2 separate regions of the Homo sapiens genome follow, and region 1 is linked to region 2. A link is a loop called in an ENCODE intact Hi-C map of the cell type or tissue named here. Cell type or tissue: thyroid gland. All regions are shown on one strand. Each heading gives the region's core, and the rest is flanking DNA. Links, peaks and the distances in the headings are about the cores only.

What was found. Hi-C counts contacts between places; a loop is a spot of excess contacts. Peaks named below come from ENCODE experiments on the same cell type or tissue, not always from the same donor. Only the 100,000 strongest peaks of a DNase experiment are listed, where the experiment ranks them.
Region 1: it touches region 2 in a loop (2.2-fold over the local background); 18 of 110 quality-filtered maps call a loop at or near these places.

Annotation. Positions count from the first base shown.
Region 1 is chr6:18,108,619-18,120,415 of GRCh38, reverse strand. No RefSeq gene overlaps it. Among named protein-coding and RNA genes, the nearest start is that of NHLRC1, 8.2 kb to the left of the region's middle. In thyroid gland, for the core only: no CTCF peak of the experiment used is centred there; no DNase peak of the experiment used is centred there.
Region 2 is chr6:18,000,054-18,011,850 of GRCh38, reverse strand. No RefSeq gene overlaps it. Among named protein-coding and RNA genes, the nearest start is that of KIF13A, 18 kb to the right of the region's middle. In thyroid gland, for the core only: no CTCF peak of the experiment used is centred there; no DNase peak of the experiment used is centred there.

The DNA.
Region 1 (11,797 bases), core at 1,739-9,738, 110 kb before region 2:
ATTTGTGTAAGTTCTAAACTATTGCAGAACACACTACATACTAGCGTCAAAGGGCTGATGACGCTCCTGTTACATGTTTATGGGGTTTTTTCGTTTGTTTGTTTGCTTTTAGACATGGTCTTGCTCTGTTGCCCAGGCTGGAGTGCAGTGGATTGATCACTGCTCACTGCAGCCTCGACTCCCTGGGCTCAAGCGATCCTCCTGCGTCAGCATCCTGAGTAGCTGGGACTACAGGTGTGTCACCATGCCCAGCTAATTTTTAAATTTTTCGTAGGGATGGGATCTTGTTTTTGTTGCCCAAACTGGTTTCAAGCTCCTGGGCTCAAGAGAGCCTCCTGCCTTGGCCTCCCAAAGCATTGGGACTATAGGTATGAGCCACTGTGCCTCGCCCACGTAAAGTAAAAGCGAGAGCCTAACTCCCATGCCAGTCCACAAAAACCCATTTTCTTGTCAATGCTCTCATCATATAGCACTAATAGTAAGATTTGGGGCACCCTAGACCACGATTTATAAATGCATTTTAAAAAGAAGTTCTATGGACAAACCTCTTCTCCCCACATGCACACACTCCACCCTTAAAGTCACCCCTAGGCTGGTAACTTCACGGGTATTCTGAAAACATAACAAGAAACGTTGTTGCAGGTGGAGATACGAATTCAGACTTATTTGGTCATTTGTGAGTACAGCAACTGAGGATAGATCTTAGACCATTTTCCTTAGGAACAATGACATTTTAATGATTTTAGAATTAGTAGAGCCAATTCAAAAGATTTTTCTCTTTGGAATTATTAATGGCATCATCTCTGACTATAAAGCTGGACATGTGTCCTTTACAGACAGCAGTCATGATAGAGGTGTGGAATATGCAACACAGGGAGGTATGTGAGCAAGGTAGTATTGCTGGTCATCGTGTGGATTACCCAACGTCAAGAATCAGGTGCGCATCTGTGAGATGATGAGGGAGTGTATCAGACCTGTGATAACAAGCCACCTTAGTAACTGCTATCTTTCCGTGGTAGATTATCAGGCTTGGGACTGGGGTGGGGCTGGATACACAACATAAAAAGAACTGTATAAAGCAGCTCTTCCCAGGAATGTCATAAGACAGGAGCAGAGTTTCCTTGAGGAAGACATGAAGCTTGCTGTTCTTGATTCTCAAGCACACATGCGCTGAGGGAATAGTTTCAATGACCTGTAAGGCAGATGCAAAATTCATCTTCCGGACTGTGTTCTTTTTTTTTTTTTTTTTTTTTTTTTTTTTGAGACCGAGTCTGGCTCTGTTGCTCAGGTTGCAGTACAATGGTGTGATCTCAGCTCACTGCAACCTCCACCTCCCGGGTTCAAGCTATTCTCCTGCTTCAGCCTCCGCATTAGCTGGGATTACAGGCGCCCACCACCACGCCCAGCTAATTTTTGTATTTTTAGTAGAGACGAAGTTTCACCATGTTGGCCAGACTGGTCTCGAACTCCTGACCTCAAGTGATCCACCTACATCGGCCTCCCAAAGTATTGGGATTACAGACATGAGCCACTGTGCCCAGACAGACTGTTCTTTAAAGCAAGCTGGTTAAAAGGCTTGAGATATGTCATGCTGAACTCCAGGTTATTAAAGAAATTGGAGAATTCTGAGACAGGCAGGAAAAAATAACCCCAGCAGAAAGTAAAAGCTTCCAAGTTGATGAAGAAGGGTTGGAATGACTCTCAGAGGTTGAAACAAAAGAACCTGCCCAGGAGTAAAGGGAGAAGGAGAAGGAAATAGGCTCTTCCAGAATATCCCCCATGCCCTGCCTGGTGAGTCCATAAAAGCAAACACAGACACTTTGGCTCCTGTGTCAGCAGTTCTCACGTCACCCTCCATCTGTTCCAATTTTGCCCAATTCCCGATCCTTGGACTGTCTCCTGCTTTTGACCTTGTTCTGCCTTCTGGACTTGCCGCCTGGACTTGGCTTTCTCAATCTCTTTCCTTGGCATTTTGTAAAAAACTTGGTTCACACTCATAAATCTCCCCTCTACCAAATCTAGCTCTGGACCCCAGGACCCAAACCATCACCATTTTGCTAGTGCTTTATGCAGAAGATATCTTCCCTGGCCCCCGACTAAGTGGGGTGCAGACCCCACCTGAAGTGAATTATGAACCTTCTGAGGAAGAAGCATTAACCTGTGCACCTCAGAAAAATGAGGAAGAACCACTGATGATAGCAAATTTAATAATCCTTACACCTGCCTTATTAAGAAGAAATATATACTGGCGTTAGTGTTCCACTATAGAGATATGCTATGGTGGTGTATCATGGCTAGTCAGGAGATGAACTGTTTTCTTGGAGAATGTGTAGCAAATATGATAGGGTGGCCAGAGACTCACCACAACTACTGTACTGAATAACCATGGTGTCTTCTGTGCCCACAGCCACTTCTAAGAAAAACTGTCCCATCATAAGCCAGCCGTCAGCAGCCAGGTTTTCTATTACATGATCCCCTCGGACCATAGCTACTTAGATAGGGGTGCACACCTAACAGAAGGACACTCAATCAACCAATGATGCTCCACCAGATGTATTAATTAGACCAGGAAACTGGCTTCCTTTCAAGGAGCACAGAGATCCAATTACATTCTGGTCCTTGATTTTTTTTTTTTTTTTTAGATGGAGTTTTGCTCTTGTTGCCCAGGCTGGAGTACAATGGCGTGATCTCGGCTCACTGCAACCTCCGCCTCCCAGGTTCAAGTGATTCTCCTGCCTTAGCCTCTGAGTAGCTGGGATTACAGGGCATGTACCACCACGCCTGGCTAATTTTGTATTTTTAGTAGAGACAAGTTTTCTCCATGTTGATCAGGCTGGTCTTGAACTCCCGATCTCAGGTGATCTGCCCGCCTCGGCCCCCCAAAATGATGGGATTACAACCATGAGCCACCGCGCCCAGCCATCCTTGATATTTTGAATTGAGAAATACGGAGCATGTTAAGCTGATGGCAGCCTGGGGAATGCCAGAAATATGCTCAGTTACAGGGTTGCAGAGAGTCCTTGTGGGCAAGCCACATCACGAATGACAAGCTATGAGGCAAAGGGAACACAAAACTCACGGGAATCCAGGTAAGAATGAGAGGAAGAAATGCATCCAGAAAAGCAGTGGCTTGGAGCCATGTTACCTCCAGGGCACCAGCATGATGATCCCTACTGCAAGATCCCTGGAGCTGCCCTGACTCCACTTTGCCTCTCTGCAAGGCCCAGCTGCCTATGGTTTCTATTCTTGGAGTCCTAACAACTCTCTCCTATCCCATGAGAATTCTTATACTAAATGTTCCACTGCTTCAGCTAACCTGCACAAATCTCTGTGGTTTTTTTTGTTTCTTTTTTTGCAACAGAAAGTTTGGTCAGGCATGGTGGCTCACACCTGTAATCCCAGCACTCTGGGAGGCTGAGGTGGGTGGATCACCTGAGGTCAGGAGTTCGAGACCAGCCTGACCTACATGGTGAAACCCCGTCTCTACTAAAAATAAAAAAAATTAGCATGGTAGCAGGCACCTGTAATCTCAGCTACTCGGGAGGCTGAGGCAGGAGAATCGCTTGAACCTGGGAGGTGAAGTTTGCAGTGAGCCGAGATGGCGCCACTGCACTCCAGCCTGGGTGACACAGCGAGACTCCATCTCAAAAAAAAAGAGTCGTAATATTTTGATGATTGGTTTGGAGAAAATTGGTCTTAAATATACGGATTTTGATGCCATGAGTAGGAAACAAATTCTGTGGGGAGGAACACTCTCCCATTAACTCATCAATCCCTAATACCGGTAGGGTATGAGACCAAAGAACAAGTAGAGGCTTACATACCACAGGTCTAAATATTTAAGACTTATAAATCAAGCCAACAAACTTAAATAAAATACATTTGATCCTCCTACCTTGACAAAGGTAAATGTAAATATTAAAAATATACCCTTTTTTTTGGCCAAGATTGGTGGTACACGCCTGTAATCCCAGCACTTTGGGAAGCCGAGGCAGGAGGATTGCTTGAGCTCAGGAGTTCCAGACCAGCCTGGGCAACATGGTGAAATCCCATCTCTATTTAAATATTTATAAAAAATTATATATAGATAGATATTTTTTAAGAGGCAAGGTTTCACTCTGTCACCCAGGCTGGAGTGCATGGTGTGATCATAACTCACTGCAGCCTCGACCCCTGGGCTCAAGCCATCCTCCCTCCTCAGCCTCCCAGTAGCTAGGGCTGTAAGTACATACCACCACACTGGGCAAATTTTTAATTTTTTTTTATGGAGTCTCACTATGTTTCCCAGGCTGGTCTCAAACTCCTGGGCTCAAGTGGTCCTCCATCCTTGGCCTCCCAAAATAAGCTACCATGCTCACCCTACAAATATACTTTCATTATGATCTGGAAGGCCAGGTTTCAGTTTAGAATAGTTGAATGGAATTTTTGCTCGATTTTGGGATGCGACATTTTAAGAAAGATCATGACGACCTGGAGCATGTTTAAAAGATATGAAGAAGAATCAAAAGCAAAAGCATCGGGGTTTTTTGTTTTTGTTTTTGTTTTGCTTTGTTTTTGTCAGCTTCTAGCTATCTAGAATGTAAACTCCATGAAAGATGTTTGTGTTGTTCCTAAGTGTATCCCTAGTGTCTAGAGCGGTGTTTGACACATTGTAGGCGTTCAAAAATATTTGCTGAATTAACGTGTTTTTCCCAAGGAATTTTTCTAGACTATGTATTTCTTTCATTGATAAAAGGGAAGTGGTATAGGTAGCTGGGTAGCTTGGAGAAGCTGGTCTAGAATTAAAGTGGTTTGTGGTGGGTTTGTGGAGTGACTCAAAGAGTTACAAAGGATTATGGTGACTTTGTGGTAGTCTGGGTTGAAATTGCATGAAAAACTTCATGTTCTCAACCACCACATTTTCCATTTTCACCTAAGTACATGGGACTTTGCGGTATTAAGGTTGCCTGGTCTTCATGAGTCACATCCTTTGTCAAATGATGAAGAGTGGAGAAAACACTGATCTGCAAGCTCTCCAATATCAGGTGATATCAGTGATGCCAACTCCATCTGGAGGGAAGAGAATGAACTAAAAGTGTTCCTGGATCACTCACCTGATGGTGTGCTTGGAGTGTTGTCAAACTCATCTTTGGGTTAAATCTGGTCAATAATGGGTGCATAAAGAAGCTTCTGCCTTTCCCAGGAGCCATCTATACAGCATGCACAGCCCAACCACAGACATTTGTTCACTAATAGGCTGCAAATTATAATATACAGTATACCCATTATGGAAATTAAAAAGCAGTTCATATTTTTTCTGCAAAAATAATGATATTATTTATAGGAGCTTAATTTCCTGACAAAGGACTTTGGTCAAATCAATCACTGGCTTCACTAACAATGTCATAAAAGTACCTACACTGCAAATCTGAAATTACTTATAAAATGATCAGATAAAATTGTGTGTCAAGCCGTAGAGTTTTAGGACTGAAAAGAAACTTAGACATATTTTTATTATGATGCCCTCAAATGACAACCGAAGCCTACGTATGTAAAAAGACTAGTCTAGGTCACACAGGTAGTTAAGAGCAGAACCAGGACTAGAAAAATGGACCTTTCCATATTCCAAATTAACCTCTCTAGTGGGAAAAGATCTAAAAGCCAGAGGCTTGGAATAAACACACATACACACACACAGACACACACACACACACACACACACACGCTGACGCTTGATATTTTACTTGCCCCCCACATCCCAACTAGTCCCCCCTACTACCCTTCCCAGCCTCTTATGACCATCTTTCTGTTCTCTATCTTCATGAGTTCAATTTTTAAAGTTTTTAGCTCCCACAGGTACGTGAGAATATGCAATGTTTGACTTTTGTGCCTAGCTTATTTCAGTTAACATAGTGATCTCCAGTTCCATCCATGTTATTGCAAATGACAGGATCTCATTCTTTTTTATGGCTGAATGGTACTCCATTGTGAATATGTACCACATTGTCTTTATCCATTCATCTGTAGACAGACACTTAGGTTCCTTCCAAATTTTAGCTATTATGTATAGTGCTGCAATAGACACGAGAGTGCAGATATCTCTTTGATATACTGATTTCCGTTTTGGGGTGTATATACCTAGGAGTGGGATTGCTGGATGGTATGGTAGCTCTATTTTTAGTTTTCTTATTTATTATTATTTTTTGAGATGGAGTCTGGCTCTGTTGCCCAGGCTGGAATGCCGTGGTGCGATCTCAGCTTATCGCAACCTCTGCCTCCCAGGTTCAAGCAATTCTTCTACCTCAGCCTCCCTAGTATCTGGGATTACAGGCATGCACCAGCGTGCCTGGCTAATTTTTGTATTTTTAGTAGAGATGGGGTTTCACCATATTGATCAGGCTGGTCTCAAACTCCTGACCTCGTGATCTGCCTGCCTCAGCCTCCCAAAGTGTTGGAATTACAGGCGTGAGCCACTGCACCCGGGCCCTTTCTTTAGTTTTCTAAGGAAGCTCCAAACTGTTCTCCATAGCAGTTGCACTAATTTACCTTCCCACCAACACTGCATGAGGGTTCCTTTTTCTCTACATCCTCTCCAGCCGTTTTAACTGGGGCGAGATGATCTCTTATTGTAGTTTTGATTTGCATTTCTCTGATGATCAATGATATTGAGCACCTTTTCACATACCTGTTTGCCATTTGTATATCTTCTTTTGAGAAATCAGATCTTCTGCCTATTTTCAGATCTTTTGCCCATTTTTAGATCAGATTATTAGATTGTTTTTCCTGTGGAGTTGTTTGAGCTCCTTATATATTCTGGTTGTTAATCCTTTGTCAGATGAGAAGTTTGCAAATATTTTCCTTCATTCTGTGGGTCGTCTCTTCACTTCGTTGATTGTTTCCTTTGCTGGGCAAAAGCTTTCTAACTTGATGTGATCCCATTTGTCCATTTTTGCTTTGGTTGCTGGTGCCTGTGGGGTATTACTCAAGAAGTCTTTGCCCAGTCCAACAACCTGGAGAGTTTTCTCAATGTTTTCTTATAGCAGCTTCCTAGTTTGAAGTCTTAGATTTAAGTCTTTAATCCATTTTGATTTGATTTTTGTATATGGTGAGAGATAGGGGTCTAGTTTCATTCTTCTGCATATGGATATCCAGTTTTCCTGGCATCATTTATTGAAGAGACTGTTCTTTCCCCAATGTATGTTCTTGGAACCTTTGTTGGAAATGAGTTCACTGTAGGTGTATGTATTTATTTTTGGGTTCTCTATTACGTTCCACTGGTCTGTGGATCTGTTTTTATGCCAGTACCATGCTGTTTTGGTTACTATAGCTCTGTAGTATAAATTGAAGTCAGGTAATGTGATTCCTCCAGTTTTGTTCTTTTTGGCTGGGATACTTTTGGCTATTCTGAGTCTTTTGTGGTTCCATATATACATCTTAGTGTTTCTTTTCCAGATGGCATCCAGGTTTGTATGCATGCGGGCCCAAGAGAACACTAGTATTTCCAAGTTAACCAATAAGACCATAATCATGAGGCCAGAGTTTTTACTTATTGCATAAATAGGGCCTAATCAGTCCAACATCCTAAGGCTCAGCCCCTACAGGGGTCAGATAACTTCATTCATGGCCATCAAATGTATTCCAGCAGTGCCTGTCCTTGTAATAGAAAGAGGCCTTTGGTTACAAGGAGTGTGGTTAAAGAATTTAAACATAATTAACATTTTTGTAATACTCATACATTGTTTCACAAAGCCGTTAATTTATTTGATCCTCACATTTCTTGAAGTAGACAGGGCAGGTTTTATTAAGCTGACTTTACAGGAGAAGAAGCTGAGATCCACAGGGATGGAGTGACTTGCCCAAGGTTACCCAACAAATGCCTGGTGCTTTAGGTTGGAGGAGGGCAGCTATTTTTAAAAATCTCTCCCAAGTAAATCTATTTTACAGCCAGGGTTCGGTAGCACTGCTCTAGAGAATAAACAAATATGTCAACTATCCCTTCGCGGGATTTATAGTTATCATTTGTATCAATCCCTAGGTAATGTTCTTTGGGAAGAAATATTGACATCCTTCTTATTTCAGAACTTCAACTCATAAAGTAGGCTGAATCCTGTCAATATCTGAGTGTCACAGGATCCACACAATGGTCCCTACTTAGAGGTACTGTGGAGAGATAACTATTTACATGACAAGAGCAAGGGTCTCAGGGGAAGACTTGGCGATGGGGGTCAGGTTCTGCTATTTCCCTTAAACCAAACGTCTTTGTTGTTTTTTTTTTAATGAAATATTCTTATTTTCATAAATCTGTGAATGTAATTCTTTGGCTCTCTGGCACACAGTGCTCTGCAGCTCTCTGATCTGATGCCAGTGTTGTGTAGGGCTTAACCCACAAGGTGAGGAGGAACTTTAAGAGCCATGTGCCCACCAGGCATAGAGGCTCACGCCTGTAATCCTAGCACTTTGGGAGGCCAAGGCAGGCAGATTGCTTGAGCTCAGAAGTTTGAGACCAACCTGGCCAACATGGTGAAACCTTGTCTCTACTAAAAATACAAAAATTAGAGGAGCGTGGTGGCAGACACCTGTAATCCCAGCTACTCTGGAGGCTGAGGCAGGAGAATTGCTTGAACCTGGGAGACAGAAGTTGCAGTGAGCTGAGATCGCGCCACTGTACTCCAGCCTGGGCAACAGAGTGAGACTCCGTCTCAAAAAAAAAAAAAAAAAAAAGCCATGTGCTAAATGGCAGAAGCCTAGCCTGTAAGAGGACATTCTTTCCAAACACTGTAACCCCAGAGTTTTCTTCCATTTTTCTCTCTTATGTGCCTTTGACTTGGGAGTCATTTCTTTGGAATTTTCCTCCTGAATTATCCCCCTGAAGAGAAGTAACACCTGCTCTTTGTGGAATTGGAAAATGCAGATAAGCATGCAGACATTTAATCACTTTTAATTAGACAAAACTGTTACCATTTTTGAAGTGAGTTCTCTCATCACTATGAAATTCGTATTCCTGAAAATCATTTCACATATACAGATTTTGTAAAACAGAGCATGTATCACATAAACCGCAAACTTTTCTGCCAAAAAGTAAATTTTAGTGGCATTTAATTGAAGTTCAATTTTGGAAATTCCAAAACATGGGATACGGAACTCTCTCTCTCTCGAGAGAGAGAGAGAGAGAGATTGATTTACCAAATATTCCATTTGCCTTCCACAGTTCCTAGCTCCTTGCAGTTTAACTGCAAGGGGCGATGTGATCAGCTCTTGCTGTGAACTCAATTTTTGTGAAGTGATGAGAAGAAGAAGAAAGTGATGAAGATACAAATAAAATTTGAGGTTAAGCAGAAGTCTCAAGTTTCATAAGGAAAGTGTCATAATCTACAGAGAGAAAATTCTGTATATAAGTTTTATACAAGTAAAATTTACATGGACTTTACTTAACTCCTAGTATTTTTTTTTTTTTTTTTTTGAGATGGAGTTTTGCTCTTGTCACCCAGGCTGGGTACAATGGCGTGATCTCGGCTCACTGCAACCTCTGCCTCCTGGGTTCAAGCAATTCTCCTGCCTCAGCCTCCAGAGTAGCTGGGATTATAGGCATGCACCACCATGCCTGGCTAATTTTTGTATTTTTAGTAGAGATGGAGTTTCACCATGTTGGCGAGGCTGGTCTCAAACTCCTGACCTCCGGTGATCTGCCCACCTCGGCCTCCCAAAGTGCTGGGATTATAGGTGTGGGCCACCACACCTGGCCAAGAAAAATTACTTTCTTTATCACTTTTAATGCTTTTTGTCTTGAATTTAACTTTGATATTAATATAACAGCTTTCAGTCTTTTCAATCATATCAAAGTTTACATGATAACCAGGAAAATTCAATTTAGTGTATGTACTCAAGATATTTTTTTCACCATTCATGGGGGTCATTTGTTATTGCTGCTGGACAAAGGGTGGAGAGCTCTATAAATATGTGAACTCAAACATTAGCAGCAGAGCTGTGAGCTGCATGGGGCCCTGTGTGACTGCATGGTGACTTGTGCAGTAGGATCAAAGCAGCCTCCTGCTCCAATTTCCTCCCATCAGCCATTTATGCCCTCTACCCAGCTTGCTTTCTGATGAGCAAGGTGTTCCAAAATAAACCTCAGCAGAATGACTTTTCTTCCTAGATATACAACTGTGTGTAGTCTATTTCTGTTTTCAAACCACTGAATGATATGCCTGGAGTGACTGTGAAATTAGTGATACAGGAGGCCAATTCCATCACATTTTGGAGTGAATTTCCTCAAGGCCATACCAGTTCTCCCTGGTGGACACTAAAATATAAATTGTAAAATTATTACTTCCTCTATTCTAATGAATAAATAAATGCTTTACATGTACTCGTTAAATTTGCTAGAACTATCTGCACAACAGATGAGACAGATGAGGATATCCAAATGCATTTCTTTAATTATCTATGTTTATCAATTTACATTTTTTGAAGCGGAGGGTAATAATCTTCTTCAGGTTTTGGCATTAGGGTTATATGCTGGCTTTACAAAATAAGTTAGGAAGTTCTCCCTCCTTTATTTTCTGATAGAATTTGTGTATCATTAATATAACTTCTTAAACATTTGATAGAATTCACTAGTGAAATGTTGTGGCCAAGACTTTTCTTGGTTAAAAGGTTTCTAATTTTTTTTATTTTATTTTTTTGAGAAAGGGTCTCACTCTGTCACGCAACTGGAGTGCAGTGGTGTGATCTCAGCTCTCTGCAACCTCCAACTCCCAGGCTAAAGCAATCCTCCCACCTCAACCCCTCGAGTAGCTTGGACTCCAGGCACGTGCCACCATGCCTGGTGAATGTTTTGTATTTTTTGTAGAGACGGGGTTTTGCCGTATTGCCCAGGCTGGTCTCAAACTCCTGGGCTCAGGTGCTCAAGTGATCCTCCTGCCTCAGTCACCCAAGGTGCTGGGATTTACAGGTGTGCACCACTGCACCCAGCCACAGTTTTTTAATTATTAATTTAATTTCTTATATATATGGCAATTCGGATTTTTTGCTTCATGTCGTGTCAGTTTTGCAGCTAGTATTTTTCAAGGAATTTGTCCATTTAATTTGTTGACAATTACATTAAAATATGCCCCATTGTATCCTTTAAATGTCTATAGGCTCTATAGTGGTAACTATTTGCTCATTCTCGATGTTGGTAATACATATTTTCTCTCTTTCTGTTTTTGTTTTGTTTTGTTTTGTTTTTAGATGGCGTCTCGCTCTGTCCCCCAGGCTAGAGTGCAGTGACACAATCTCAGCTCACTGCAACCTCCACCTCCCGGATTCAGGCAATTCTCCTGCCTCAGCCTCCCAAGTAGCTGGGATTACAGGCGCCCGCCACCATGCCCAGCTAATGTTTTGTTTTAGTAGAAAGGATTTCACCATGTTGTCCGGGCTGGTTTTGAACTCTTGGCCTGAAGTAATCCACCCGCCATGGCCTCCCAAAGTGCTGAGATTACAGGTGTGAGCCACCGTGCCCAGCCATCCCTCTTTATTTTCCTTGATCTGACTAGCTAGGGGTTTACTGATATTCCTCACAATTTCAAAGAACCAGCTTTTGGCCTTACTGTGTTTCTCGATTATTTGTCTGCCTTTCTATTTCGTTGATTCCTGTTCTTCTTCTTATGTTTTTGTTTTTTGTTGGTTTTTTTTCTATTTACTTTGGATTAATTGTAGTTTTTCTAGCTTTTTAAGGTAGAAATGTAGGATATTGATTTTAGACCTTTATTCTTTTCTAATATAAGCACTAAAAGCTAGGAATTTCCCTCAGTGCAGATTTAGCAACATCCCAGATATT
Region 2 (11,797 bases), core at 2,089-10,088:
CACCTCCCAAAGTGCTGTGATTACAGCCATGAGCAACTGCTTCCTGGCCAGGAGTTTTAATTTTAAAAGTAAACATAAATTAGCTGCACGTGGTGGTAGGATTGAGAGGAGACAGCATGCTGGCAACCCTCACAGCTCTCGCTCGTTCTGGGCGCCTCCTCAGCCTTAGCACCCACTCTGGCCGCGTTTGAGGAGCTTTTCAGCCCGCCGCTGCACTGTGGGAGCCCCTTTCTGGACTGGTCAAAGCTGGAGCCAGCTCCCTCAGCTTGCAGGGAAGTGTGGAGGGAGAGGCGCGGTCGGGAACCGGGACTGCGCGCCGCGCTAGCCAGCCCAAGTTCTGGGTGGCCGTGAGCTCAGCGAGCCCCGCACTCGGAGCGGCCGGCCGACTCGCAAGGTCCGGGCAGTGAGGAACTTAGCACCTGGGCCAGCAGCTGCTGTGCTCAATTTCTCGCCGCGCCTTAGCTACCTCCCCGCGGGGTAGGGCTCAGGACCTGCAGCCTGTCATGCCTTGAACCTCCCCCAACTCTGTGGGCTCCTGTGCCGCCGGAGCCTCCCCAACGGGCGCCGCTCTCTTCTCCACAGCACCCAGTCCCATCAACCACTTAAGGGCTGAGAAGTGCGGATACAGAGCACGAGACTAGCAAGCAGCTCTACCTGTGGCCGCCATACCGGATCCATTCGGTGAAGCTAACTAGGCTTCTAAGTCTGGTGGGGACTTGGAGAATCTTTATGTCTAGCTAAGGGATTGTAAATACACCAATCGGCACGCTATCTAGGTCAAGGTTTGTAAACACACCAATCAGCACCCTGTGTCTAGCTCAGGGTTTGTGAATGCACCAATCGACACTCTGTATTTAGCTACTCTGATGGGGACTTGGAGAACTTTTATATCTAGCTAAGGGATTGTAAATACACCAATCGGCACTCTGTATCTAGCTCAAGGTTTGTAAACACACCAATCAGCACCCTGTGTCTAGCTCAGGGTTTGTGAATGCACCAATGGACACTGTGTCTAGCTAATCTAGTGGAGACATGGAGAACTTTTGTGTCTAGCTCAGGGATTGTAAATGCACCAATCAGCATCCTGTCAAATCGGACCAATCAGCTCTCTGTAAAATGGGCCAATTGGCTCTCTGTAAATGGACCAATCAGTGCGATGTGGGTGGGGCCAGATAAGAGAATAAATGCAGGCTGCCCAAGCTAGTACTGGTAACTTGTTAAAAATTTGTTTTCATAGTATAGGTGCATTGTTGTTTTACCTTTGATTTATTGTGCTGTGTTTGTGAGTTATAAGACTTGCCGAAAAGGTCTGCTGTTTCAGTTTTTCAGCCAGTAAGACCACGAACTTGGTGGAAATAACACAGAACTTCAGTCACGCTGCTTTAAGAGTTAATGACATTCACTGTGAAGGTTTGCAGTCTCACTTCTGAGCCAATAAGATCACGAACCCACCAGCAGAAAGCGTCGACTCACAGCACATCAGAAAAGAGCAGACTCTGGATTTGCTGTTTTTAAGAACTAATACTTAACTAGGAAAGTCTGGTTTTTTTTTTTTTTTTTTTTTTTTTTTTTTTTTGAGAGGGAGTCTTGCTTTGTCGCCCAGGCCAGACTGCGGATTGCAGTGGCGCAATCTCGGCTCACTGCAAGCTCCGCTTCCCAGGTTCACGCCATTCTCCTGCCTCAGCCTCCCGAGTAGCTGGGACTACAAGCGCCCGCCACCGCGCCCGCCTAATTTTTTGTATTTTTAGTAGAGGCAGGGTTTCACCTTGTTAGCCAGGATGGTCTCGATCTCCTGACTTCATGATCCACCCGCCTCGGCCTCCCAAAGTGCTCGGATTACAGGCGTGAGCCACCGCGCCCGGCCCATTCTTGAAGTTAGTGTGAAGCAAGAACCTACTCAATATTGGACGCAGTAGGTATCTACAGTCCAAGATACTTGCGAGCCTGAGGTCGTGGGGGGATTGCTTGAACCTAAGAATTTACCAAAGGATTACTTTAGCTCAGGAGTTAAGTGTTCTAATAAGTTTACACCACTGCGTTCAAATCTGGGTGCCTATAAGATCCTATCTCAAGAAAAGGAAACCAGAAAGATCAGTCCAGATTCTGGAGGTAGTGTTGAGCCTGTTTCGGAATTTGAGTATCGAGTATTTAAACAGTCATGCAGAGGGCTGTGGAGTTTTTAATGTGTCAAGGTGGCTAGGACTGATTTCCCAGAACTCCTTTTCTAAATCTTCCTGTGAGAGATTTGGCAGCAGAAAGGAAGCAGTAGCTGTTTTTTCATTTGTTTTTTGAGAGTGGCTCTGACACCGGGTTGGAGTGCAGTGGTGTGATCTCGACTCACTGCAATCTCTGCCTCCTGGGTTCAGGGGATTCTCCTGCCTCAGGCTCTTGAGTAAGTGGGATTACTGGTATGCGCCACCGAGCCTGGCTAATTTTGTATTTTTAGTAGAAATGGGGTTTCTCCATGTTAGGCTGGTCTTGAACTCCCAACCTGAGATGGTTTTCCCACCTCGGCCTCCGAAAGTGGTGGGATTACAGGTGTGAGCCACTACGCCCGGTGATAGCAGTTTTTAAAGTCACATGTATGGTTGCTAGTCTGCGGGCTGTCATGGCCAGGAGGCAGCAGCCTGCAACTGCTCCCCTTTCAGCTTCTTTGCCTCCTAGGCCAGGTGTGTGTTTAGCTCTGGGCAAGAGGCCCTGACTTCCGCAGGATACCCACACCAGTAAGGTCAGAGTTAAGAAAAATGGACATGGATTTTAGTTTCTCATGGGGCTCCAACTCATGCCAGTGGGTCCCAGCCGGCTCTTGCTCCCCAACACTACACATCCATCTTTCCCAGCTCTTCACTCCCTGGGCGTCAAGTTCTAGCATCACACACAAAGACAAGTCTTACAGAGCCTGCTTAATCACTTCCACAACTGTGGGAGGTCAAATCCCTGCAAAAAATCTGTGTCTGTCTCTTTCACACACAGACACACACACAGGCATATACAGAGTATAGCAAAAATCTCCCCTGGCTTTAACTGTCCCTGAGGTTCCCTGTCTACCCACCTTTGTAAAACGTCCCCAAACTTTCCTCAAGTTATCCTGACTTTAGGGGATCCTTGGTTTCATCTTTGAGATCCCCTGACTGATTAGAAAATTAGAGCAAAACCCACTCTATTCTATTCAGAATCCTCACCGTCTTCCAATGATCAAGTCTTTATGTCTGGTCTCTTCTATCCTTAGAGTGAGTTCTGGCCCAGGAGGCTCTTGAGCTTCACTTTCAAATACATGTTTTTAAGACTGGTTCTAATAGACCGTCAGAAAACATTTTAGATGTGCCTGTACTCCAATGGTGGCCAGAGTAATGCTGTGACTAAACTCAAATCTGCACTATAGTTAAATCTATGCAAAGTGCCTGCTGTTGAAGTCGGTCATGAGAAAGCATTCTTCTGTTAGCATCCTCAGAGACAACATGACCTGAGACACATCGAAACCCAAATAGTAACACACAGCTCTGTATGGGATCCTGTCATTACTATGACAGCCACAAATGAAGCAATCTCGATCCTGATTTGTAGGAATCATGCAATTCCTACAATTTATAGGAATTATTCCTTCATATAAATAATTTGTAAATTTAACTCATTTTTTAATCAACTAGTATTCAGATTATAGTTCATTTAAATGGATAAGATCAATTTTTATTACAATTTTTAAAAAACTAAAACTTTTTCAAAATCTAAAAGTACATTTTGAGATTAAGTGCATTTTAAATCTAAAAGTACATTTTGAGATTAAGAATAAATGTAAGTAAAACATTTTGTGTTTTAACTTGATTTCTTTATCATGCTCATGCTCATGTTAAATACCAACATTGTGTCTGATTATGAATTATTGTCAACATTCATTGAAAAAATTTGCTTTTCACTAGGCTTACAAACAATCTACTTCAGCTTCATTGAGTATTATTTTCACTTGCAACATGCATCTGTTTCTTTTGTGAGAAATTACTTATTGGTATACAGCATTAGAGTTTCTCTTCAAAAAATTTTAAATTTGTCCAGACTGGAGTGTAGTGGTATGATCACGCTCACTGCAGCCTCAACCTCCTGGGCTCAAGCAATCCTCCAACTTCAGCCTCCTGAGTAGCTGGAAATATAGGCATGCACCACCACACCTGGCTAATGTTTTAATTTTTTTGTAGAGACAAGGTGTCTCTGTGTTGCCCAGGATGGTCTCAAACTCCTGGGCTTGAGCACTCCCCCCGGCTTTGGCCTCCCAAAGTGCTGGGATTACAGGTGTGAGCCACCATGCCCAGCCTTAAAATTTGTATTTGTACTTATTTTTATTTTATTTTATTTTTTGAGACAGAGTCTTGCTCTGTCACCCAGGCTGGAGTGCCCTGGCACGATCTCGGCTCACTGCAAGCTCTGCTTCCCGGGTTCACGCCATTCCCCTGCTTCAGCCTCCCAGGTAGCTGGGACTACAGGCGCCCGCCACTAGCCTGGCTAATTTTTTGTATTTTTAGTAGAGATGGGTTTTCACCATGTTAACCAGGATGGTCTCGATCTCCTGACCTCGTGATCCACCTGCCTCAGCCTCCTAAAGTGCTGGGATTACAGGCGTGAGCCACCGCGCCAAGCCTATTTTTATTTTTTTAGAACTATATGATAAAATATTTTTAAACATTTATAAATCAAAACAATATTATAGGGCCGGGTGTGGTGGCTCGCGTCTGTAATCCCAGCACTTTGGGAGGCCGAGGCAGGCGGATCACTTGAGGTCAAGAGTTTGAGACCAGCCTGGCCAACATGGTGAAACCCTGTCTCTACTAAAAATGCAAAAAATTAGCCAGGCATGGTGCTGCATGCCTGTAATCCCAGCTATTCCGGAGGCTGAGGCAGGAGAATCACTTGATCCCGGGAGGCGGAGGTTGCAGTGAGCCGAGGTCATGCCACTGCACTCCAGTCTGGGCAGCAGAGGAAAACTCTGTCTCAAAAAAAAAAAAAAGAAAAAATTATAATAAACTCCAAAATAACAATCACTTACATTAATAATTGACATTTAGCTGCTTTTACATAATTACATAATTTTACAACATTATGTAAAATGCTTTTACATAATTACAGGGCGCCTGTAATTCCAGCTAACTGGGAGGCTGAGGCAGTACAATCACTTGAACCCGGGAGGCAGAGGTTGCAGTGAGCTGAGATCGTGCCACTGCACTCCAGCCTGGGTGACAGAGTGAAACTGTGTCTCAATCTGTCAAACTGTGTCATAATCTTTTTTTTTTTTTTTTTTTTTTGAAACAGAGTTTCACTCTTTCGCCCAGGTTGGAGTGAAGTGGCTCGATCTCCGCTCACTGCAACCTCCACCCCCCGGGTTCAGGTGATTCTCCTGCCTCAGCCTCCTGAGCAGCTGGGATTGCAGGCGCCACCACCACGCCTGGCTAATTTTTGTACTTTTAGTAGAGACAGGGTTTCACCATGTTGGCCAGCCTGGTCTCAAACTCCTGACCTCAGGTGATCCGCCTGCCTCGGTAAGCCACCATGCCCAGCAAGTTTTTATTAAAAGCTCTTCCAGGGCCAGGCATGGTGGCCCATGCCTGTAATCCCAGTACTTTGGGAGGCCCAGGCAGGAGGATCCCTTGAGCTCAGAAGTTCGAGACCAGCCCAGGCAAGATAGTGAGACCTTGTCTCTATTAAAAATATATATATATTTAAATATTAAAATAACATCTTTAAAAAGCTCTTACAGGAAAATTTGCTGTCATTGCACGGACTGTGGAGGATAAACACACACACACACACACACACACACACACACACACACACACACACAGCTAAGGCTTTTTTTTTTTTTTTTTTTGAGACGGAGTCTTGCTCTGTCGCCCAGGCTGGAGTGCAGTGGTGCGATCTCGGCTCACTGCAACCTCCGCCTCCCGGGTTCACACCATTCTCCTGCCTAGCTAAGGCTTTTTTAAGGTCACTTAAGTGGCTGAACTTTTTTTTAGGTTTTTTTGAGAAAGCATTCACGTAACAACCAAGGTTCTCAATAGCCTTATAAGCGCTGCCTTACAATCTATTTTTGGAAACACATCTGTTTGCTGCCATTACAGAACATTCCTCCCTTTACAAAAATGTAGGATTTCCTTGTTCAAAACGGAACAGTCATTTTTAGAGGCATATTTCTTCCACTCGTCTCAGAATTTTGCCAAGGTCTTCAAGAAATGCTTTTTAAAATTATAAAGTGATACCTGCAGTGCTACCTGGAAAGCAGAGCCAGTGAGCAGGGAAATTAACTGTCCATCAGCAAGCGCTTCATGTGGAAACTGGAACTCCTCCTAGCTCACATGAAGGCGCTTTCCCTGGAGAAAGATTTTGCAGGTTATTGTTTTCCTTTCATCTTGAAGACTTTCTGGAAGACAACTATACTCCGTGCAGGCAAAGATCTGCAGAAGTGTTTAATGAGGGCCTAGGAGGTTAGGAATCATAGTTCAAAAGAGCGGACTCACATCCTGAACCTTGAATCATGAATTTTGAATCCTGAATCCTGAAGCAAAGAAGGCCTTTTCATTTTCAGGAATTAATGCATTAATTAGTCACAGCTGCCTTAAATTCCAAACAAGATTAGTTTGTTATTTTCCCTAGTTATCTGTCCTCATATTAACATGACTAAAAGAAAAACATTTTTTTTTCACCCAGGCGCAGTGGCTCACACTGCTCCCAACACTTTGGGAGGCTGAGGTGGGGGGGATCACTTAAGGTCAGGAGTTTGAGACCAGCCTGGCCAACATGGCAAAACCCCATCTCTAATTCAACTACAAAAATTAGCTGGGCATGGTGGTGGGCGCCTGTAATTCCAGCTAACTGGGAGGCTGAGGCAGGACAATCACTTGAACCCGGGAGGCAGAGGTTGCAGTGAGCTGAGATTGTGCCACTGCACTCCAGCGTGGGTGACAGAGTGAAACTGTGTCTCAAAAAAGAAAAAGAAAAGAAGACCATTTTTTAAAAACCCAAATGTATCAGTATTCCTTTACTGACAAGAGCATTGCCCCGCCCGCACATCCCCAGTGAGGCTGGAGGGAGCCAGGAGTCGGGGGTGAGCAGGGTGCACTGATATCTTCAATGGCATGGAGCAAAGACACACTAGAGTATGACAGATTGGGAATTAAAGGAAGAACCCACTGGGTCCTTTCTCCACCAGGTTCCACAAGAGAATTAAGCCCTGATGCCCCATGGCATCCACTGTTCTAATGAATTAACTTCTCTACTGTGCATTCAGAGTGGTGCTCATTATGTACCAACCTTAGAAAAAATGAAAAGATTCACTCACATCATTTTCAGTGTTCTGGAATTTAGAAAAGGAGCCTGAGCTGCGCAAGTCTTCAGAGCATCACGTTGGAAGCGGTGGGTAGAAAGCCTGGCAGAGACTCAGAAGCAAAATGTTGAGAGCTGATGTTGAGTCAGATTGCTTCAGTTCTCTAGGTCTGCAACCTCTTGGGAAAGGAGTCTTTAAAAAAAACACCTCGACATCCATGAGCCCATTGCCCACAACCCCTCCATCTCGGTCACCCTGACCTCTGGCTCTGAGCCCTATTCTGACCAAATCAAGCCCAGCTATTTTTTTTTTTTTTTTTTTTTTTTTTTGTAGAGACGAGGTTTCGGTGTGTTGCCCAAGCTGGTCTCAAACTCCTGAGCTCAAGCCATCTGCCCACTGAAGCCTCCCAAAGTGTGGGGATTACAGGCCTGAGCCACCTTCCCCGGCCACCATGATGAATATTTGGGGGTGGATGGGGAGGGAGGGGAGTGAGAGGGGATAGAACCAACTTTTTCTGTGTTTTTTTTTGTTTTTGTTTTTGTTTGTTTTTTTTGAGATGGAGTCTCACTCTGTAGTGGCACGATATTGGCTCACTGCAACCTCCACCTCACAGGTTCAAGCCATTCTCCTGCCTCAGCCTCCTGAGTAGCTAGGACTATAGGTGTGTGTCACCACACCCTGCTAATTTTTATATTTTTATTTTTTTTATTCTATTTTTTTGAGACGGAGTTTCGCTCTCGTCACCTAGGTTGGAGTGCAGTGGCACGATCTCGGCTCACTGCAACCCCCACCTCCCGGGTTCAAGCAATTCTTCTGCCTCAGCCTCCCAAGCAGCTGGGATTAGAGGTGCCCACCACCACACCCAGCTAATTTTTGTATTTTTAGTAGAGACGGGGTCTCACCGTGTTGGCCAGGCTGGCCTCAAACTCCAGACCTCAGGTGATCCACCCTCCTTGGCCTCCCAAAGTGCTGGGATTATAGGCGTGAGCCACTGGGCCCAGCCTCTATTTTTAATAGAGACGGGGTTTCACCATGTTAGCCAGGCTGGGCTCAAACTGGTGACCTCAGGTGATCCGCCCACCTGGGCCTCCCAAAGTGCTGGGATTATAGGTGTGAGCCACTGGGCCCAGCCTCTATTTTTAGTAGGGACGGGGTTTCACCGTGTTAGCCAGGCTGTTCTCAAACTGGTGACCTCAGTGGATGCACCCACCTGGGCCTCCCAAAGTGCTGGGATTACAGGCATAAGTCACTGCGCCTGGCCTGTATTTTGTATTGTATGTTTTCTTCAATGTGGAACCAATCAGTATCTTGTCAATATAGTCAGCTGATTGACTGACAAAAAAAGAAAGTAAAAGAAAAAAGAAAAAAACTTGTGACCATGGCAGGGAGCTGGTGAAGCCTGTTTGGATACTCTCCTTCAAAGCAGCCATCTTGGGAGGCAACTCACATAGCAGTGATGGCATCTCCGCACTGGGTAGTGGGGGCTCTTCTTTCAGATCACCTTCACCGCCCTGAGAGCAGGGCAGTCTGGTTTGTTTTCACGCACACCTTGATTTTGGACCAACCCATATTTCCCAGCTGATTCACTCATGTTACTGCCAGACTTAACTGCAAATGACTTTAAATTACTTATGCAGGCCAGGCCTGGTGGCTTATGCCTATAATTCCAGCACTTTGGGAGGCTGAGGCAGGTGGATCACTTGAGGCCAGGAGTTCGAGACCAGCCTGGTCAACATGGTGAAACCTTGTCTCTACTAACAGTACAAAAATTAGCCAGGCATGGTGGTGCACCCTGTAATCCCAGCTGAGGCTGAGGCAGGAGAACCTCTTGAACCTGGGAAGCGGAGGTTGCAGTGAGCCAAGATCGAACCACTGCACTCCAGCCTGGGTGACAGAGTGACAAAGCGAGACTCTCACTCAAAAAAAAAAAAAAAAAAATCACTTATGCTATGAAGCCAGTCTTTCTTGATTTGTTACTGACCAACTATGTGACCTTAGTGATGTCTTAGATTTATCTGTCTAAGGCAACACGATTGGATTAAATAATCTCTAAGTTTCCCTCCAGCTTGAAAATACCAGGATTAGGTGATGGATGAAGACCTGCCAGTGCTGAGAATGCTTACCAGAATGTGTCACAGGCTCTGAAGGAAAAAAAATTGGGAACATCACAGTAATCCGTGCATATACTTTGCTGCTGAGTATTTTGATAAGAACAGAGACCCAATTATTCAATTAATTCATTCCGTGAAACTTCCATTGAGATGGTACTAGGTGTCAAGTTCTGTGCCATGGATTGGAGATATTCAGATGAGCAGAGGAAGTTTCCTACCATCTTCAACAACAGTAATAATAAAATGAGTACTTTTTACTTGGTTCCTTCCATGTGCCTGCCACTTTACACACTTGAATTCTTTTTCTCCCAGCTTTACTGAGGTATAATTCACAAATTAAAATTCAAGGTGTATCGTACACATTGTGTAATGATTACCATAAACAGATTAATTAACACATCCATTACCACACATAATTACCATTGTGTGTGAGTGTATGTGTGTGTGGTGAGTACACTTTAAGATCTGCTCTCTTAGAAAATTTCAGGTAAACACTACAGCATTATTAACCACAGCAACCATGCTATTCATCGGACCCTCAGAACTTATTCATCTTTATAAATGGAGTTTGTACCCTTTGACCGAATATGGAAACCTAAATGTCCATCGATGGATGAATGGATCCATCTATTTCCTCTATCCCCAGACCCTTAGCAACCACCATTTGACTCTGCTTTTATTAGTTTAACTTTTTAATTTTTTAATTTTTATTTATGTATTTTTTGAGACAGGGTCTGGCTCTGTTGCCCAGGATGGAGTGCAGTGACTTAATCATGGCTCACTGAAAGCTCCACCTCCTGGGCTCAAGTCATCCTCCCACCTCAGCCTCCCAAGTAGCTAGGACTACAGGCACATGCCACCACACCCGGCTAGTTTTTGTATTTTTTTTCTATTTTTGGGGGTTTCACCCTGTTGCCCAGGCTAGTCTCGAACTTCTGAGCTCAAGTGATCCACTCACCTTGGCCTCCCAAATTGCTGAGATTATAGGCATAAGCTACCATGCCTGACAGAGTTCAACTTTTTTAGATTCCACATATAAGACAATATTTCTTTCTGTGTCTAGCTTATTTCACTTAGCACATAACGTCCTCCAGGTTCATCCATGTTGTCACAAATGGCAGGATTTTCTTCTTTGTTATGGCTGAATGTGATTCAACTGTGTGTGTGTGTGTGTGTGTGTGTGTGTGTGTGTGTATCTATTCAGCCATCAATGGACACTTACATTTCCACATTTTGGTTACTGTGAACAACGCCGTAATGAACATGGGAGTGCAGATATCTCTTCAACATACTGATTTTATTTTATTTTATTTTATTTTATTTTATTTTATTTTAATTTTTTTGAGACAGAGTCTAGCTCTGTCACCCAGGCTGGAATGCAGTGGTGCGATCTCGGCTCACTCTCACTGCAGCCTCTGCCTCCTGGGTTCAAGCGATTCTCATGCCTCAGCCTCCAGAATAGCTGGGATTATAGGTGTGCGCCACCACACCCGGCTAATGTTTGTATTTTTTGTAGAGACAGGGTTTCGCCATGTTGCCCAGGCTGGTCTCAAACTCCTGGCCTCAAGTGATCTGCCCAAAGTGACCTCCCAAAGTGCTGGGATTACAGGGAGGAGACACTGTGCCTGACCAACATACTGATTTTATTTTCTTTGGATATATACCCAAAAGTGAGATTGCTGGATCATATGGTAGTTCCACTGTTAATTTTCTGAGAAGCCTTCCTACTACTGTTTTCCATAATGGCTATGCCAATCTACCTTCCCACCAACAGTATACAAGGGTTTCCTTTTCTTTACATCCTCACCAACACTTATATCTTTTCTTTTTGATAACAACTGTCCTAACAAGTGTGAGGTGATATGTCACTGTGGCTGTGATTTGCATTTCCCTGATGATTAGTAATGTTGAACACCTTTTCATTTTCATACACCTAGTCCTCTGTATGTCTTTTTTGGGAAAGTGTCTATTCATATTCAGGTCCTTTGCCCTCGCCTTTTTTTTTTAGATGGGGTCTCTGTCACACAGCAAGCTGGAGCACAGTAGTGTGATCATTAACTCACTGCAGCCTCAAATTCCTGGGCTTAAGGGATCCTCCTGCCTCAGCCCTCCCAAGTAGCTGGGACTACAAGTGCATATCACCGTGCCTGGCTAATCTTTGTCCATTTTTAATCAGGTTATTTTGTTCTATGCTATTGAATTGTGTCATTGGCTAATTCCTTAAGAAACAGTCCAATGGGGGAACAAACAAACTAATGGATTAAAACACACTGTGATAATGAAAGCTAACATTAATGCTTACTGTGTGAAGGCACAATGCTAGTCACTCTACATGGTGTGATGGTGATCATTAATTTTATGTGTCAACTTGACTGTGTCA